Regions from separate parts of the Homo sapiens genome. Here region 2 is linked to region 1. The links are chromatin loops, found by intact Hi-C in ENCODE. Cell type or tissue: ovary. All regions are shown on one strand. Each heading gives the region's core, and the rest is flanking DNA. Links, peaks and the distances in the headings are about the cores only.

Region 1 (2,902 bases), core at 294-2,793:
GCACCAGTCCTTTCTGTCATATCTCATGGGACCCATTTGGTCTCCCAGCCCACCTCAAATCTGTTCTGATCAGTGAGCGGGTGGGGAGGAGAAGGTGCAGCTGGATTCAGTGAAAGTTCCATCCTGCAGAAACCTGGGCACTAATTGAGGAGCTGTTCCCGCTGCTGCCGGTGGGCCCCTCCCCCAGGCTTGACGTCTTGGGGGTGTTCTGGTCAGTTCTGCTGGCGTGTGATGTGGTGGATGACAGTGTGCTCAGGCCACCTGGTTTTGCGCTGAGCCTCCTGCTGTCTGGCTTTGTGTGGGAACATGGACCAGTCCATGGCCTAAAGGCTTCTTACCTCGAAGATGGGCAGAACAATATCCACTTCCGGAACATCACACGTGAGCTTCCTCTTAATTTCTTTAGTGACCTAAGAAGGAATTGTTGCTAAAACACGGGCCCCGTTAACCACAGGCACTGTGGTGGCCCTCGGGGCGTTGGGGGGCTGTAAAGGGGCCTCCCGAGTCAGCGCATTGCCCCCATGTGGTCCCTCCCCATGTTCAGCTGGGTGATCACCTTGCATCTTCACCTGCAAAGGAAGGAGGCCGCTTCTTGGGTTCATGCGGTTTTTAAGTGAGAGTGTGCACAGTGGAAAAGGAAAAGGTTTGTAACCCTAAGGGCGACCTGGAAGAGACAGCATTCAAAGTCCTTGGCTGGGGAATGGGTGGAGAGGGTTGAGTCAGAGGGCAGCTGGATGGGTTGAGGCAGACTAAGGACAGAGCTTGCCCGGCCTGGAGGGCAGGCCCGGTGAGCACCGGGCCCAGCACCTCCCACTCCAGAGACTGCAAGACAAGCGAGCTGCCCTCTTGGAGCCCCATTGGCCAGGGCTTCTGGAAAGCCGCAGCTTGCTGTGCGGGGAGACTAAACCCCAGCAGGAAGGCCCAGCAGGGACTAGAACCCCCAGGAGCTCATAGTCTCATGGGGGAGACACTGCTGGAACCAGACAGTTATGGGAGAGGACGTTTTCCTTGAACCAGGTCTCCAGCCCCTCCTGTGGGCTGGTCCTGCTCCAGGAGCTGGACCCGCGCAGTGAACCAGGAGGATAAGGGCCCTGGCCCCTTGGAGTTGGTATTCTAGCTGGGGTAGGGGTTGGGGGCGGGCCCTAGAGAAGCAAACAGTAAGAGGACAAACGTCACATGAGTGCCAGGGAGAAAACAGCCAGAGGTAGAGGGACAGGGTCGTGAAAATCCTGGATCTGGGCAAACTTCAACCCCTACTCAGACGGCCAAGCCCTGGCGATGAGGATGGGCGGTCAGGAAGGCACGTGGGCCAGCGGGTGGGTGCCGGGCATGGCTGGACAGACTGGATTTGAACATTGGCTCTGTCTCTTACCAGCTGGTGTTGTGGAGCACATTCTCTATCTCCAAGCCTTAACTACAAATAGATACTGACAGCTTCTCACCAGGCTGGGCAGGGACAAGTGAGGTCCCTGAGGTGCATGTCAGGTGGGCTCGGCAGCTGTCATGATCAAAGGGTGGCACTGGGGCCTGTGCGGTGTTTGGGATCAGCTCCCACTCTCTGAAGCCTAGACTGAGGGCCCCTGAGCGAATGTGGTTCTAGAACCATCCTGCAGAGGGCAGCAGATTTCCACAAACAGCCTGCCCGGCACCCAACACCTAAACCCAACCCAGGGAAGGTTCCGGGCTCTTCCCTTGCCCGGGTGGGTCTCTCCCCCTTGGAGCCCACAACAAAGCCCCCCACACCCCAGGAGATGTGGAGCCACGTGGCTTCCGCAGGAAGGGAGACGGACGGGGAAGAGAGGGGCAGAGGCTGCAGGGAGAGGCAGCCTCACTGCCCTCCAAGAGCAGGGGACGCGAGGGGACAGGCTGCCCCGTCCCCAGCCTCCTTCATCCCTACTTCCAGCCCTTGTGCGGGGACGCACAGGGGGTCCTGCTCTGCAGTCCAGCCTCTCCTTCCTCCCACCTGGGAGGGGCAACTGTAGGGACCCTTCTGAGCCACAAGGCCCCCCTGGCATCACCGGCTGTTCTCGGTGACCTTCACCTTAATGTCCAAGCGCCCTGGTTTGGGTCTGGGGCCCTCTGTGACCTGCCCCTGCTGGCCACTCGAACCTTCTTGAGTCCCCTCACTGCAACCAGCCCCAGCTGCTCTCGGCCTCAGGTGGAGGAGGCCAGCTCCGCCTCTAGGGCATGGTCCCTTTCTTCCTCCTCCATCACCTCCATCTGCCCGCTGAGCACCTGGTGGTCTTCAAGAATCAATTCCGGCCATCTCTGGCTCTGCTGTTCCCATCTCCATGCCTGCTGGTGTCTTCCCCAGGCATCCCACAGATGCCGTCAGAGCCCCTGGCGCCCCCACCTGAACGAGGCTCCCTCGGAAAACCCAGGTTCTGTTCCTCTCTAGCTCCGCTTCCTGCCTCCACAGGTGCAGGTGAGAGGTGACAGCGTGCTGGCAGCCCTCAGAGCCCTCGCTTGCTCTCAGCACCTCCCCTGCCTGGGCTCTCACTTTGGCGGCATTTGAGGAGCCCTTCAGCACCCCCTGCACTGTGGGAGCCCCTTTCTGGGCTGGCCAAGGCTGGAGCCCACTCCCTCAGCTTGCAGGGAGGTGTGGAGGGAGAGGCGCAAGCGGGAACCTGGGCTGCGTGCGGCACTTGCAGGCCAGCTGGAGTTCCGGGTGGGCGTGGGCTTGGCGGGCCCCGCACTCGGAGCAGCCAGCCAGCTCTGCTGGCCCCGGGCAATGAGGGACTTAGCACCCAGGCCAGTGGCTGCGGAGGGTGTACTCGGTCCCCCAGCCGTGCCGGCCCACCGGCGCTGCGCTCGATTTCTCGCCGGGCCTTAGCTGCCTTCCCGTGGGGCAAGGCTCGGGACCTGCAGCCCACCATGCCTGAGCCTCCCACCCACTCCATGG
Region 2 (2,902 bases), core at 108-2,607, 460 kb after region 1:
TGTGAGAGAAGCAAGCCTGGGACATAGCCCTTCTTACTCCTAGTTCAACACAATCCCCATGATCTTTTAACTTTCTTCCTGTTCTCAGGGTGAGATAAAGAGGAATAGAGACCTGGCTAAGCCATCTGAAACAAACAGACAAGCAACTCAGCACTACAATGGGACTTTTTGGATATATTTGGAGGCAAAGGAATATCAGTTCTTGTCAACCTTCATTTTGCAGACTGTGTGATGTAGCAGAAAAAAGCCAGAGAGATGTGGGTGGAAACCCCAGCCTTTCTATTTGGCGAAATAACTTGACCCTGGGAGAGTTCCTCCTTTTTTAGCCTACAAAATTAGTAGGAGAATAGAGTTATTATGAAAATTATACGAGAAAGAGTATGCAAAGTGCTAATCATTGAGACTGGCTTAAAGCTAGGACTCAAATAAATATGAGTTCTGCTATTTTTCCACATACCTCTTCTCACTTCTTCATTGTAAGCTTCAATTTGTCCCCAAGCCAATGGCATTCACTGTTCCCATTAGTCTCCTGCTAAAATTTTGACTCAAGGTGGTGACAGGGAGTGATGCTGTGTTTGGCCGTCCCACCTGACAATGAGAGGGACTGAATTATGGCGGGAACTCTTCGGCCAAGGGTTGCTTTCTGCTAGGTCTCTTCGGGGGATGCTTCATTCTAGAGGCCAAGAGCGCTTCAAAGAAGGACCAATAAATTGTGCTGGGGGCTGACAACCACACTGCCAAGGGCAGAGTTGCACATGGCAGGCCTTCTTCTTCCTTTAGAAGAACTCTCAACCCCTGGGGTAGAGTTTCCTGTAAGTGTGGGTGTTAAAATGGTTTGTTTTGGTGTTGTTTTTGATACATGCAACTCCTTCCAGAGGCTAAGACATGAAAAGTCCTGCCAGGAAATCATCACTGAGGAATAAATAATATCATAACCCTCTCCTGAAGCCCAACAGTTATTCTCCACACACTCATCCTCCAACACCCTGTCCCAGTTGCCAGCTCCAAACTTATAGAAGTCTCAGCAAACAGGCATGAGGCAGAAACATGTTCCAAAGCTGTCTTGGCTCAGCAGGGTCCACCCATGCTAGCTAGGATGGGGAGAATTCCAAGGTAAACAGGCTGCGTTATCACTCCAGACTTTCTTGGCAGGAACAAACCGGTTTCCAGCCCCAAAACATATTTTGTGTGGATAATGGACAACTAGTTACAGAGTAAACACATGAGGAGTTCGCAGGTGTTATGTTCCTTTGTGTTCGCCAACCAGATGTTCTTGTGTGGGACTGGCGTTTTCCGCCCCCTGGGTGTCCCATGCTGAACTGAAAGTCATTCTTTCTTCCCCCTCTCAATGACATCAAGAAGAATTCTCACAGGATATTTCCCAAAATGAGCTGTAGATTTCACTTGCAAACAAGATTAAACTGTTTCTGTCAATTTCTTTCTTTCTTTTTTCTTTTTTCCTCAATCTGGATTATTCCAAGTAGCATTAGTCAAAATAAACATGTAAATCTTGACCTTTAGAAAAGTAACTACTATAGCAGAGTTATAAAAGTTACCTTAGGGAACTCAGGCTGTGAAATTGATGCCCGTGTCCTCGTGCTCTGGGTTGGCACTGGGTGCTGTGGACGCCACCTGTGCATTGCTACAAATCAAGGCCAAAGGTGGAACATGCCAGTGCTATTTCCACCGCTCCTGGTCAAGGCATCTGGCATGCTGGGGCCATTTGAAGAGGTTTGGACAGTATGTTCTCCTTATGGCCTACTGTGCTATGGATCCATGGGTCAGTTTGGAGAAAGCTGAGTGCTTCTAGAATATCTGACAGATCGAAGTGGGGCAGTGAGGTGAATGAACTTGGGTTTAGGAAATGAAACTTCATCAAACTGTGTCTGAAGTCAATCTCATGTGTCATTAGCCTTGAAAGGTTCTACCTGGTTCTCGTTGAACAAGTCTTGGCCTGGGCCCTGAACTTGCTTGGCTGTAGCAAGGGAAGATTACACAAAACCTCTTTTGCTGTCACGCCTTATCACTCCTCGAGCAGAAAGGAGTTCCTCGTTTTTCCATGCCACCTTTCCCAACACAGGAGTAGCGCCGGGCCAGGTCTCCTCAGTCGCTGAGTCTTGGTGTCATCCAGGCTTCCTATGACACGCTCAGTGCAAGGCAACTTGAGCTGCTCAGGCAGCCTGCTGTGTAGGATCCTCTGGTCTTTCCCCAGTGATGATAAAAAGAGGTAGCCCTAAAATGTGTGAGACATTAAAGGTTGATTGTAGAAGATACACGCAGCATGGTTGGCTGCATAAGAAATTCAATGACGGCTGGGTACCGTGGCTCATGTTTGTAATCCCAGCACTTTGGGAGGCTGAGGTGGGCATATTACGAGGTCAAGAGATCGAGACCATCCTGGCCAACATGGTGAAACCCTGTCTCTACTGAAAATCCAAAAATTAGCTGGGCGTGGTGGTGTGCACCTGTATTCCCAGCTACTCGGGAGGCTGAGGTGGGAGAATCGCTTGAACCAGAGCCTCCCAAGGTGCACCAGAGGTTGCAGTGAGCCAAGTTTGCACCACTGGACTCTAGCCTGGCGACAGAGTAAAACTCCGTCTCAAAAAAAAAAAAAAAAAAAGAAAAGAAAAAGAAATTCAATGACACATGTGCTATGTGCTTCTCAAAACACTACAGTTATAAGATCTTATTTGATCCTAATTAATAATACCTTATGCTACTGTAAGTGCTTGTGGTTTATAAAACACTCTGGCTTACTTTATTTAACTCTCAGCACAAATTTGTGAGGCAGGTGGAATTAGGCTCGCTTTACTGGTGAATTACCTTGGTCTCTGGGAGTTTATGTGATTTACCCAAAGTCATTTGCCAGTCAGTGGCAAAGTCCAACTCAAACTTCAGCCTC

Evidence for each region. A loop is a pair of places that touch in the nucleus more often than their neighbours do. Peaks named below come from ENCODE experiments on the same cell type or tissue, not always from the same donor. Only the 100,000 strongest peaks of a DNase experiment are listed, where the experiment ranks them.
Region 2: a loop joins it to region 1, with 4 times the contacts of the local background. A loop is called at or near these places in 4 of 110 quality-filtered maps.

The regions. Positions count from the first base shown.
Region 1 is chr15:93,029,220-93,032,121 of GRCh38, forward strand. No RefSeq gene overlaps it. Among named protein-coding and RNA genes, the nearest start is that of RGMA, 59 kb to the right of the region's middle. RefSeq lists an enhancer at 2,772-2,902. In ovary, for the core only: a CTCF peak has its summit at 1,620 (motif pointing right); DNase peaks (open chromatin) are centred at 1,271, 1,612 and 2,069; H3K27ac peaks cover 1,296 bases.
Region 2 is chr15:93,484,955-93,487,856 of GRCh38, forward strand. No RefSeq gene overlaps it. Among named protein-coding and RNA genes, the nearest start is that of LINC02207, 370 kb to the right of the region's middle. In ovary, for the core only: a CTCF peak has its summit at 1,303; a DNase peak (open chromatin) is centred at 1,057; H3K27ac peaks cover 2,458 bases.